Regions from separate parts of the Homo sapiens genome. Here region 1 is linked to region 2. Evidence: read pairs that join two places in POLR2A ChIA-PET (ENCODE). Cell type or tissue: Panc1. All regions are shown on one strand. Links, peaks and the distances in the headings refer to the core of each region. The heading gives the core; the rest is flanking DNA. Region 1 overlaps HDAC9 (histone deacetylase 9). Region 2 has its middle 150 kb from the start of MIR3146.

Region 1 (7,051 bases), core at 1,420-6,419, 690 kb after region 2:
GTTTCTATCTGAAGCAAATTGCACATTTGCTACGTAGGTCACTTCTGAATTCACAAACACAATGTCTTTTCTAATTTCCTGTGGGTTTTCAAATTCCTTCACCTTATAGGCCTAATCCTATATATCTGAACTCATTCCAAAAAGTAAGAAAAAGATGGGAAATTTAGAAAAAGGATACATCACCTGATAGAATCCTTTCAGTTAAAAATATACTTGCCTAGAATTATGTCTGGGTGGAAGCTGTTTGCTGAATCAATTAGTGAAGTATGATGAGAACAGAGGCATCATGCTGCAATGCATGCTGTGTGTTTTCCATTACATTGAAGAACTACATAGCAACAGATGGTTATGGAGGGTGACATTGGTAAGGTTCATTCATTCATTTCAACAAGTATATATTCAGTGTCTACTATGTTGCAAACACCGTCTTGGTCTAAAGATGTGCTCAATTTTGAACTGAATATTATTTATTTTCCTATTGTCAGCATTAAACTCTTGTTCTCCTCTCTGATAAATGAATGAAACTGAGACTCCACAGATCTCTTTATTTTGGCAATGAATTTACGAATGTCCATGGAAGTGTTCACTGTTCTATTTATGCCAGTCTAGATTAATTTGTATTCAAAAAGATCTATTGTGTCTGAAAGATTGAATAATGCATTTGAGGGTACGAAGTAGGAAAAACAATGTAATTTTTATTAAAACAAATCTGTGAAAGCACTGATTTAAAATTTTATCTGAAAAATTGGGATTTCTGATTAAAGTTAGCAAACAAAGAATACATGTTTGCCTCTCATCTTTTCCAATATCCCACTGAAAAGAAAGTATAGGAAGATACATACGAACTCATGGTTCTTAATATATAATAGATGAATCATTTAGATGACTGTATCCATGGGTTAGTATATATTTCCTAAAAGCAATGGCACCCCAGTGACAAGGAGCAGAGTTAATACCCAGATCTTGCTTTCTCATATCAATTTCCAATAAAAGGACCCAGAGATCCTTGGAGAAGTGGTTGATTCCAGCACTGCATCAGGGAAAATACTACATGACTCTGGAATATCTTGTGGTGACAGAAGTCAAAAAAATGCTTTAAAAGAGACATGGACATGTCAACAGGACATGTGAACCAATATGAAAGCACTTTCAATGGCCAAAGCTGAAACAATTTGATGAGCAAAATAAATAATGATAGTATTGGATTATAATCCAAACAATCAAACACCAAGTCCATAGTGAATACATAATAATTGAATAGAAAGGAGAGAAAACAGCTCTTTCTTACAGAAAAATATCATCTAATAAATGTAGAAGAATTGAGGAAAATATATAATTACCATTGGAACAAGGCAGAAATAACTGATGCAGGCAAGATTCAAGGATGGATACCAAAATTAGTGGAGCCAGGCATTGCAGCTCATGGCTACAATCCCAGCACTTTGAGAAGCCAAGGCAGGAGAATTGCTTGAGCCTAGGGGTTCCACCCTGGGTAACACAGAGAGACCCCATCTCTCCAAAAAAGATTAGCCACACATGGTGGTGTGTGCCTGTAGTTCCAATGACTCGGGAGATTGAGACAGGAGGATTGTTTGAGCCTAGGAGTTTGAGGCTGCAATGAGTTATGATCATGCCACTGCACTCCAGCCTAGGTGACGGAGCAAGACCCTGTCTCAAAAAATAGTAATAACAATAATAATGATAATAAATAAGATTAGTGGACAAAAGTTTGCTGTCAATCATTATATTTGCATAATTCCAAAGTATCTTCTCCAAGGTACTAAAAAGGAAAATAACAGAAACTTTGAAATGAAGAAAACTTCAGACACTACCTGAATAAAGTTAACATCTCCTATGATTGGACATATCAGCATCAATACTCCCTGATATGATGCATTAAAGGCAAAGCAGTCCTATGGCGTTTTTACTAAAAACATATAACTTCAAATCTCATAATGAGGAAATATTAAACAAATTTAAATTGAGGAATATTTGACAAAATAAGTGACCAGTATTCTTCAAAAGTAATGGCCATAAAAAACAAGGGAAGATTAAGGACTTGCTACAGATTGGAGGAGATTGAGGAGGCATGATGTCTAAGTGCAATGCAGTATGCTGGATTGGATTCTGGGACAGAAACAGGACATCAGTGGAAAATTTGCAGTGCCATATAAAATCTGTAGTTTAGATAAGAGCATTGTACACATATTACTTTGTTAATTTTGATAACTATACTATGATTAGGTAAGTTTTTAATATTAGGGTACACTGCGTGTTGGCGTACAGGAACTCTGTCCTATTTTGACAGCTTTTTCTGTAATTTCAATATTATTTCAAAATAAAATGCTAACAAGTATCAGAATATCAAAATAAATAAAATTATAGCAATTAAAGAGGGTAAGGACCATTGCTATCAAACAAGTTTCTAACAAATTTCCGGAATAAGGAAATTGACTGGAAGCACACTAAAAAAAAAAAACAAAAAAAACCCAAAAAAGAAAGCTACTGCTTTGCATATGCGTTCATGGGACCACAGAAGAGATGAGAGACACTCCATCCAATTGAGCCTGTGTCAGGAAAACTCTCTAAACCGGTGTTTTTTTCTCTGCTCTCACACCACCACAATAATCTTCAATACAGAAGATGTCTGTGATCAAAGGTGGGTGCTTTTCTCCACACGCCAAGCAGTGGATGTCTGCTGGGTGTCCTCCAATTCAGTTTCAGCGCTATCTACCTGGAGATAGTGTAGATCCCACAAGTTGAGGACTCAGTCTCTTTATTAGTCTGTTCTTGCACTGCTATGAAGAAATACCTGAGACTGGGTAATTTATAAAGAAAAGAGCTTTAATTGGCTCACAGTTATGCAGGCTGTACAGGAAGCATGATGCTGGCATCTGCTAGGCTTCTGGGGAGGCCTCAGGAAACTTACAAACATGGCAGAGTAGGAGGAAGAGAGAGAAGAAGGAGGTGCTACTTTTAAACAACCAGATTTCATGAGAACTCTATCATGAGAACAGCACTAGGTGAGTGGTGCTAAACCATAAGAAACCACCCCCATGATCCAATCAACCTCCCACCAAGCCCCACCTCCAGCATTAAGGATTACATTTTGACATGAGATTTGGTGGGACACAGATCCGGACCAAGACAACTCTCCCAAGGCCCTTCCCCCTACCGCAACACACACACACACACACACACACACACACACACACACACCCCAATTGTGAGTCCAGGAATTTCCCTTCAATTTGGGGTTCCCATGCCCCCCTCTTTGGGTTGGATTAATTTGCTAGAGCTGCTTCACAGAACTCAGAGAAGCACTTACTGACATTAACTTTATTATAAAGGACATTCAAAGGCTACAAATGAAGAGATGCATAAGACAAGGTATGGGGGAAGGCGTATGGAGTCTCCATGCCCTCCCTGGGAATGCCACCCTCCAGGAACCTCTACATTTCTAACTATCTGGAAGCTCTCCAAACCAGTCCTCTTGAGTTTTTATGAAAGCTTCAGGACACTCAGCATTCCTTCATTCCAGAGAGGGTCTTAAGACCTACAATAAGAAGGGTGGGAAGAGTAGAGTCCTGCCTTGGGACAGGTGAAAGGAAAGCAGAAGATCAGAGGCCCGCCTCTGAAGCCTAGCACACCCAACATTATATTACTTTTAATGACATTACTTTTAATGGCAAAAAACACAATTACTTTTGCACCAACCTACTAAGAAAAAAAACTGTAGCAAGAACTATGGGAGTTATGAGCCAGGAACTGTAGAAAAAAACTAATGTATGTCCTAACACCATATACTCCACTGAGGAAATGGGTATGGTGACAGAAAACAGGCAGGACTTAAAACAAGAAATTAAAAAAGTGTCAGTCGGTTAAGAACATCAGACTACATCCCAACGCCTTAATTACCTTTCCTTGATGCCAGCAACCAAGCAACACACTCAGATTGCCTCTTTCTTAAAGAAAAGTATGTATGTGTGTGAACAAAGCTAAGACTTCTAATGTAGATACTGGGACTCTAACACACAGTCCTCCTTATTTTGTCATTTATGGGGATCCAGAGACCAAGAGCTGCTATCTTCTAGAATGCTAACACTAAAGTGGGGTTTGACAGTCCACACACACTCAATTGACCCATTTATACAACCACAGGGAAAGCTGGTACTAGCTACTTTCTTAAATATGAGTGGAAAATCAGGGATTACCTGGCATATAAGAAGACCATGTTGTATGCAAGAAAAAAAAAGATTAAAACAAACATATACATAGAAGACTCTTAACGAAACAGATAAAGTTCAGACAACAAACATAATAATTTCAAAGAAATGCTGGAAAATATTTTAGCCTTGAAACAAAGACATGCTGTTATGAAAAAGAACAATCAAAGAACAAGGGAAGTACTTAAAGATAAAAACTAAAATTGCATAACTTAAAAAATTAGTAGACGATCTGAAGAAATAAAATTGAAGAAATCGCCCAGAAGAGGAAGCAAATAGGTAAAGTATAAAATAGATGGGAAAATATAAGACACAGAGGGTCATTGCAGAAGTCCTATATTTAAATAATAGGAGTCCCTGAGAGACCCAAGAAAAGAGAGGAGAGGAAATGATCAACTTACGACAGAAGATAATTTTTCGGAACTAAAAATACTCAAGTATATGAATTTGATTAGTCCAACCAGTGTGAAGCTCTACGTATTTTTTTAAAAAATACACACTTGTCAGATCCTAAGAGAGCCTTAAAAAGAAAAAACGTGTCCTCAAAGAATCAGAAAATGATATTGACAGCAAAGTCCTAATCAGTAACACTGAATGTTTTTACATTCTGAGGGAAAATTATTTTTAAACTTTAATGCTGCTTGCAGCTATCACATACTAGTATTTAAGTATGTGACTTAAATACTTTAAAACATTTTAGGGCTCAGAAATTTATGTTCAATGCTCCCTTTCCGAATAACTTACTTGACAATGTACTTTTGCAAAGCAAGAAAGTGCATCAAAGAAAGAATGAGGCATGGGACCAAGTACTGGATATGCCATCGTAGGAGAATAAGGAGGATTCACTGGTGATTTGCACCTACGTTGCTTTGCTAGAAAACACATGATTGAAGCAATAACAATGGCATATATGCTTTTTTGTCCTCACCTACCAATGGTTATTCTGTCATGCTCTTCTTGAAGAACAACCCTCTTCCTTCTTCCCTGCATGTCTCCACCCCTGGTGAAACCCATGCTAGTGAGAATAAACCAAACTTATAAAAATAAAAGGAGACAGAAAGAGTACTACCACTAACATAAAGAGATACAAATCATGTGACTAGATGCTAAACACAGTAAGCAGAAAAGAATTCCACTTTAAATTTCTTTCCATGAGATTTGGAACAATTGATTCTGATTCTGAACTTCCTCAGAATCAGATTTCTGGAACTATTTCATCTCTAGTCAATGGCCAAACAATTGGTTGCACTGACATTGAGTCAAGTGTTGTCCTTAAGTTGAACCACACTAGTAATTTCCCATGACTCACCCCAGCATGTGCTGAGTGAACGGCATAAGACGCTACCCACTCATTTGACGTGCTCAGTTGCAAGAAGGGAACTCCCATAGGACCAGAACTTTGGCTTGGTTCCACAGCCTGCAACTCAAAATTATAAAGCAAATTTCACAACATCTTAACTTATAAAGTTACTCAACAATATTTTTATATTCATTTAGAAGTAATTTATTGAGTCCCTGCCATATGGGAAGCACTGGGATGGTGCTGGGATTCAAAAATGCAAATATGTTGTAACTCTGCCTTCAAAAAGGTCATAGGTTAGAAGGAAAGGCAGGTGGAAAACAAACCCAGGCACACACAGTGTACTGAGGGACAGAGGAGAGCGGGCAACCAACAAGGAAGAAACAATGTGAAAGTCCACCAGAGAGGATGTGTAAAGTGAGTTAGGACATCAGTTATAGGCCAGGGTTCACAGCAAAGTCCCTGATCTCTTGCCTTCATGGCAAGACACTATATAAATAAACAAGTAAGCATGTAATAAGGACTAAGGTGAAAAACAAATTGTACAGAAAGTCACGGGGGTGGTGCACGTTGAGACAGGGGTACCTAGAGAAGGCCGTTCTGAGGTGGACATAGCCCTGCAGTGGAAGGGTCTTCCACATATTCAGGGCATCAAAAGAATGTCACTGTGGCTCACACAAAGTGAATGAAAGGAAAGATGGTTGGAAATGGGATGAGAAAGGTGGCATAAAGCCAGTTCATGTAGCATCTCGTAGGCCACTGTGAGGACACTGGATTTCATTCTGAACAAGAGTGGAAACTCAAAAGTTTTGAGTAGGCAGTTATATGATCTTATATGTCACCTCTGAGACAGCAGATTCTGATCCCCTGTATAATTTATAATAGCATATTATAATCATGCAAATGTAAATTATAGGTGAAAATCCAAGCCTACCTTTTTTCTCTATAGTCTAATTGTATGTCATTGCATGAAAGCATCATATTATAAAATTATACCTTTTCAAATGGTACAAAAACTTTTATTTCTTTTAGGTTTTTCTGGCAAAAACAAAAATGCACATTATAGACTGCACATTTTTTCATGCATTCACCTATGTTTGTGCATGAAGTACAAGGAAAAGAGGCTCCCAAAGTGGTGAAGGCAGCACATCAAAGAACTGTCTATACAGATTCCAGGCAGCTGTTGTGGCTGCTAGTGCTGCAGAACAGCCCCCAGTGCCTCACACAACACAGGCCCTGTAGGGTCCTTGTGGGGGGCACTAAATGAAGGTTTACCATGGGCATTTGTGGAAAAGCGTCAGCACTAGGAGCGCTAAGCACACCAGGTATAATTGGTGTTCTCCTCTAGCTCCACCAGCCCAGACCTGAATAAGTCCTGCTCTTCTTCCTTAGCATTCACCCTCCAACTCTTCACACCACCAACACACACACATTGCCCCCTTCTCTCTTTTACCACTCCCTTTTTTATTGCCTCAATTTTTCATCTTTGGCAGCTCCCTGTCTCTTTCTCAAACCCAAAGCCAAT
Region 2 (7,051 bases), core at 965-5,964:
AAGAAAATGTCAACTAAATATTTTGTGTCAAAATTATTCATCACAAAATAAAGACATTTCCGGGTTTAGAAAACAAAAACAAAAACAGAATTTGTTGCTATACACTTTCCTTTCAAGAAATAATTTTAAAATTTCATCAGATGGAAAAGAAGGGGCATCAAATGGTAACTAAAAACCACAGGAAAAAATGATGAATACATAGATAAAAGATTTTGTGTAGGTGTACGTAGGTATTATCTTTTTCTCGTTAATTTAAACATATTATAATTAAAATCCAAAAAAACCCCACTCAATTGTTGTTTCTATAATGTATACAAACACGATATATATGTCAATAATAATAGAAAGAGAAAAAAATGGAGCTATACAGAGACAAGTTGCTATATTTTATTGGAAATGAAGTCAGTGCTAACTTGAAGATTGTATTACATTACAGACGCATATTTTAACTCCTAGAGTAATCAAACACTGAAAGTTACACACCTAAGTGTCAGAAGAGTTAAAATGGCAAAGTAAAAAAGTTTGTTTACCAAAAAAGAAGTAATAGAGGATGAATAGAGAAACAAAAATAGTTAAATAGAATAAAGCAAAATGTCCAACCTAAATCCAACCTTACCTATTATTATATTAAACATGAATTGAATAAATATTTCAAGCAAAGGCAGAGAATGTCAGACTGTATAGAAAAAAATATTCAACTAGATGTTTTCAACGAGAGATGTACTTTAAATACAAAGTCACAAATTGATAGGACAGCATGTAAAAAGATGTTCCATGCAAAAAAATTACAGTTTACTGGAGTGGCTATATTACTATTAGAGAAAAGAAGCTTCAATATTTAAGTAATAATAATAAATATTACCACTAATAACAATTACTAATTATGCTACCACTTGGATAAATATTGGAATAGATGCTTTTCTAAAGAAGGTACACAAATAGCAAATAAGTACATGAAAAAATGCTAACCTTTGCTAATTATTAGAAAAATGCAAACCAATTACATAATAAGATGCTGCTACACATACACTAGAATAGTTGAATTAAAAAAAAACACTGACAATACCAAGTATTGGTAAGAATATGAAGAAATCAGAATTCTCAGACATTGTTTGTGGGAATTTAAAACTTGACAGCCACTTTGGAAAACAGATTGGTAGGTTTCTACAAACAGACACTTACATAATTTAGCAGTTTCATTCACAGGTATTTACCCAAGAAAAATGAAAATCTATCATCACACTAACACTTGCATATAAATATTTATAGGAGCACTGTTTATAGCAATGAAATAAACCAAATGTCCTCTAGCAGAATTTCTTCTTCCTTGGGGAGCCTCATTGATTTGTCTTAAGGCCTTCAACTGAGTATGAATCTCATCCAGTTTATGGTGGGTAACTGGCTTTACTCAAAGTCTATTGATTTAACAGTTAATCGCATCTAAAAAGTGTATCCACAGCAACATCTAGACTGGTATTTGATCAAATACCTGGACACCATAACCTAGTTAAGTGGACACATAAAATTAACCATCACAGTATACTACACACATAGCGCCACGTCTATCAGTCGATCCTTCCTCCTTTCAAAAACCACCTCATTAAGCTCTTGAGTTCCTTGAACCCACCTACTTTTTGTTCCCTTTCCATATTTTCCTTGTTGAGTTTTCCAAGATGACTCCTCATTCTCTTCCATGTCTAACAAGCTCCTTTCCAACTCTGGGTCGTTTTTACTTCATATTTTCTCTGTTTCTAGTGTATGGCTGCTAATGAGCAAAAACTGTTTCCTTGTATCTAATAAAACTTCATGCTATCAGTTCTCTGGGAAATTCCTTGGGAAGCCTCTTATTCATTTCTCATAAATTCCCTGTTTTCTACAGCAATGTGACAGAAATCTTCATAAACCAAATTTCTGATATCATCACTTTCTTTATCCCTCTTTGAGGTGTAAGATTTGCCATCATCTCTTGACCAAAATCAGTTAAGATCCACTAATTAATATTTGGACTCCTCCTAACTCTGGCTTCAACTTCTTACATGACCATTACCCAACTTCAAATTCTAGCCACATTTCACTGTAACATAAATCTGATTCTTCATAAAAACTGGATCATCAACATTTCCTCACATAAAGACCTTGCCTTATGCTTCAGAACTAGTGGAATGCCCTTCACTCAAATGTTTACTGAAAACTTTCTAAACCCATGAATGAGTAAATGCATAAACTCTTGAATCCATGCTTCTTTCTCAATCTTTTAAATTCGAATCTACCCCTTAAGGATTACCTCAAGTGCCATTTTATGTTGTATATCTGACCTGATCAGACTGCCTGAATCTCAATAAAAACTCTGTCTGCCTGTCTATAGCACTGATTTTTTTTGTATCACTCATCTGGTACATAATATATATCCGACCTTTTAGAAATATGCTCATGCTGATCTCCATTAGAAAGTAAGCTATCTGTCTTGTTTATGCAAGAATTGCCTCACAGTTGTACTAATTGCAACTCCTTTAGTGTAGTGTTTCACACAGTATCATTGCGAAACAACAGGTCTCAGCACAATAAATAAATGGGTGGAGGGATAAAAGAATTAATAACTGAAAAACAAATGTTACCAGTAGATTCCTGATAGTACACCATGGATTTATCTTTAGTTAGTTAGCTCTTTTTATTTTATTAAATACCCTACAATATTCTCTAAAAATAAGAGCTATATTTTAGGTCAAGCTGTTAGATCAGAGAAATTTAGAATTAAACACACAATGAAAAATACATTTATTTTAAATAGCGAAAGAAAAAGCATAAATTTTATTGAAAGAGAGATAAAAAGTTAAGATCTAGTGGACTTACGCTTACTTTAAAAAAATATGTAAAGGGACATGGGGAGAAAAGAGAAGTAGTCTTTTAAAACAATGCTGCTGACTCAGCCCTCCAAATAAAAACATCAATGATACTGGTACGACGAAATAGAGTCTAGCTTAACAGAACTCTAAAGGTATAAATGAAGTTGACCTTTAAAAGAAAACAAGTAAAATAAGAAGAAAGTCAAAGAACCTTAACAAGCACCAAGTATCTTCTTTTAAACCGTGACAAATATGTTCCCAAGAGATGATTCATCAACATGAGACTACCAACAGAAGTTCCCAGCCAGTACCTAATGTTCTGGATAAACCCACAGGATTACACTGAGAAGTGAGTAGAAGGAATTTACTGCCTATGGCTTCTTCACCCCTGGCCCAAAATAGTAGTTTCACATAATTTTAAAGGAACCTTAATATTCTCTTTAAGTTAAATTTTAAATTCATAAAACTTCCTATCGTATTTCTTTAGAATTTCATAGAATTCTTCTATCAATCTATTCGCAAGTGAAATATCACAAAGTCACTTTTAATTTTGCATTTCCCGTCAGGAAATAAATAAGTTGAGGATATTGAACATCTTTTTTTGCCTAGTTATGAAATTAAAGCACAGGGTGTAATCTTAGCTGCTGCTCTTTCATTATTTGGGAACTCTGTTCTTGGAAACAGCTAGCCTTTTGTGCCAGGGGTCATATTCCCAATTATTTCATAGAATAATTTGACACCACACTTAGCCAGGGATAATTTCTTACAGTCGTGATTCGATCAGATGATAATTCACTGAATTAGCCTAATTAGACTTACCTCACTTTGTCCTTTGGCTTTGAACAGAGGTGATTAGAGTAATACACATTCACTTATGATTTTTTAAACCCACCAAGTTAAAAATAGTTTTAAAATAATCTGTTAGCCAGATTATTTTTCTTATTTGGTAAGCAGACAGAAACATTTAAAAACATAATCTGTTAACCAGAGAAAAACTTCTTTTTTGATTACAAATACAGTTTACATTGTTGAGCAATGGAGATTAAAATGTGACTGGAGATTATTGAAATCTTAACTGCAATTTAATTTTGATAATTAAATCCAAGCCACGGATGACTTTTTTATATTCAGGAAATATAAAAAAAAAGAGCTTGGATGATCTTCTTGTGCCAAAAAGTAAGAAAGCAGCAGAAAAAGAATAAAAGAAAACAAAATGATACAAGTGAGGTATGTCAAATACACATAGAAGACAATTAAAAGAGATCCTAATGGCCAAAGCTGACACAATTTGAAGAACAGAATAGACAACGATATATTAGGTCAGAAAATAAATATCCATGAGTCTATAGTGATAGAATAAAAATAAATAAATAAATGGAAGAGAATAAACAAATCTTGTCTGTAGAAAAATTCTAAATAATTTTAACATCTCTAATAATGCAGATATACTCCCACTCAAAGATGTGGAACATAACTCCCTACACCTCCAGTCTTTATGTGTAGGCTGTATATAGAGTGACTTCTTTCCACAGTTCAATATGAAAAGAGGGGAAAGAAGAATTAACTTCACAATGGAAAATTTTAACATGGTCTGCCTCGTCTAGCTAGTGCATGTCAAGCTTATCTCTGTGGTCTTCCTTCCCCAAATCCATAGCCCCAGTGGAATCATTAAAAAAAAAAAGAATCAACAAATTGAGGGACATTCTTACCAGTGTCCTAGTAAAATGTCTTACCAGTACTCCTCAAAACTGTCAAGCCATCAAAAATAAGGAAAATCTGAGAAAAAAATCAGACCCAAGAGGAGCCGAAGGAGACAAGAAAACTAAATATAATGTGGTATCCAGAATGGTATCTTGGAAGAGAAGAAGGACATTAACTAAAATCTAAGAAAATCTGAATGAAGAACAACTTTTAGTGAATAATTATGCCTTAATATTGATTCATTATGTGTGACAAATGTATCATACAATATAAGATGTTAAAAACAGAAGAAATTGAGTGTAGGGTACAAGGAACCTCTATAATATCCTTGAAGCTTTTCTATAAAAGTATTCTGAAATAAAAAAGTGTGTTTCTTTTTAAAAGCAAAATGTCATGTTTAATTTTAAATACATCTTGAATGGGATACTTATATGCTGCAGCATAGTCATCAAATATAATACATTTTGAAAGAAGATTCCACATACTTTTCAGATGCATCAGCCTTAACCACAGGGTGGATAAAGAATAATGATGGGACAGATATCTCCAGAAGGTTGTTAACACCGCAAAACATTTCCTCAAGAAATCTGCAGTTTGATCATTCACAGCTCACTAGAACTTCAGATCTTATGATAATACAGGCTGCCTATTAATTTAGTAATAAAAGCAAATCTCCTGCAAATCTTAATCTTGGACCATCTTTTCATCATCACTGTGCCTTCTCAGTAAATGGGCCATTTAGTTATTTGCCCACTCCCTTGTGTCTTCAACACAGTTGAATACAAATCCAGTCACCAATTCTATTAGCATGACAGAATCAGAATCAGCATTTCAACATTTATTTGTACGATCAAAGCCTTAAATTGGAAGAACTGCAGGTTCCATATGAAACTAATATCCCCTTGAAGGAGCTGCTGGAAAGATCTGATCCAATTATAACAGAAGTCAAATCCCCAGGTTTTCACAGTAGCTAGGTTGTCATTCAGATAGAGGAGCCAAATACAACCCTCTTGCCTTGGCAATACCATCACTTGGATGCCTGTCATTTGCTTTGAGACAGGATGGACTATTGAACTTCTTGAAGATTTTGGGACTGCACTTACAAAATAGTTTTAGTAGCACTTATGAGTATTGGGACTACAAAAATGATTCTGTATTTAAAACTGGAAAGCAATTTTATTTAACTGTGAACAACGCATATTCCAGATGTTTTTTATAATGTTGAATAAGTCACGCAAACATAAAGGCAGTCTATATATTTACCAGTCTTATTCATTATTATTTTGAATGCAATGGGAAAGTGAAAAATCATTACTCATCACAGACCAGTCAGTCATTTGCAATGATTCCCAATGATGGGAGGAATGAGAGAATGCCTTTCTGGAGAGCAGATTGTATGTCATTAGCTGGAGTGGGCAGGGGAAATGTGTATACACACACACACACACACACACATATATACACACACACACACATTTTATATAAATTCTGTAACATTTTCTGTTGATGGGACTATGCATAAAACAAAGTGAAAAGTAATTGTTGGTTTCAAACCATTAAGAAACATTGTGTGAAGATTCAGATATTGCATTTAGACATAGGTGCACCGTTTTCCAGTTTCAGTTCTTTCACTGTCCTAATTTTTATTTGTAGAAATATACTTTTCCTTGTGGGTTCTCCTCTGTGACCAAAACTAATTGTTACTTTTCTATCTTTGGATGTAAATTATGTGCCCTAATTTCTCTACTTTTCTTTATTGTTATTATACTTTAAGTTCTGGGGTACATGTGCAGAACGTGCAGGTTTGTTACATAGGTATACATGTACCATGGTGGTTTGCTGCACCCATCAACCTGTCATCTATATTATATATTTCTTCTAATGCTATCCCTCCCCAAGTCCCCCATCTCCTGACAGGCCCCAGTGTGTGATGCCCCCCGCCACTCCGTGTCCATGTGTTCTCATTGTTCAACTCCCACTTATGAGTGAGAACATGCGGTGTTTGGTTTTCTGTTCTTGTGTTAGTTTGCTGAGAATGTGTTAGTTTTTGTGTTAGTTTGCTGGTCTCGAACTCCTGACCTCAGGTGATCCGCCCACCTCAGCCTCCCAAGTGCTGGGATTACAGGTGTGAGCCACTGCACCCTGCCGTGTGTTTAGTTTTTTAATAACGGCCATCCTAACTGGTGTGAGATGGTATCTCACTGTGATTTTGATTTGCATTTCTCTGATGATTAGTGATGATGAACTTTTTAAAATATTTTTTGACCACTTATATGTCTTCTTTAAAGAAGTGTCTGTTCATGTCTTTTGCCCATTTTTTAATGCATTTCTTTGGGGTTTTGCTAGTTGATTTAAGTTCCTTATAGATTTTGGATATTAGGTCTTTGTCTGATGCATAGTTTGTGAATATTTTCTCCCATTTTATACATTTTCTGTTTATTGATAATTTCTTTTGCTGTTAAGAAGCTCTTTAGTTTAATTAGATCCCACTTGTCAATTTTGGCTTT

The links. Peaks named below come from ENCODE experiments on the same cell type or tissue, not always from the same donor. Only the 100,000 strongest peaks of a DNase experiment are listed, where the experiment ranks them.
Region 1: POLR2A ChIA-PET joins it to region 2 with 5 read pairs; 1 of 35 experiments calls an interaction of 5 or more read pairs at or near these places.

Annotation. Positions count from the first base shown.
Region 1 is chr7:18,865,316-18,872,366 of GRCh38, reverse strand. All of the region lies in intron 21 of HDAC9 (histone deacetylase 9), which reads right to left. Among named protein-coding and RNA genes, the nearest start is that of HDAC9-AS1, 33 kb to the left of the region's middle. In Panc1, for the core only: no CTCF peak of the experiment used is centred there; a DNase peak (open chromatin) is centred at 5,526.
Region 2 is chr7:19,556,753-19,563,803 of GRCh38, reverse strand. No RefSeq gene overlaps it. Among named protein-coding and RNA genes, the nearest start is that of MIR3146, 150 kb to the left of the region's middle. In Panc1, for the core only: no CTCF peak of the experiment used is centred there; a DNase peak (open chromatin) is centred at 3,030.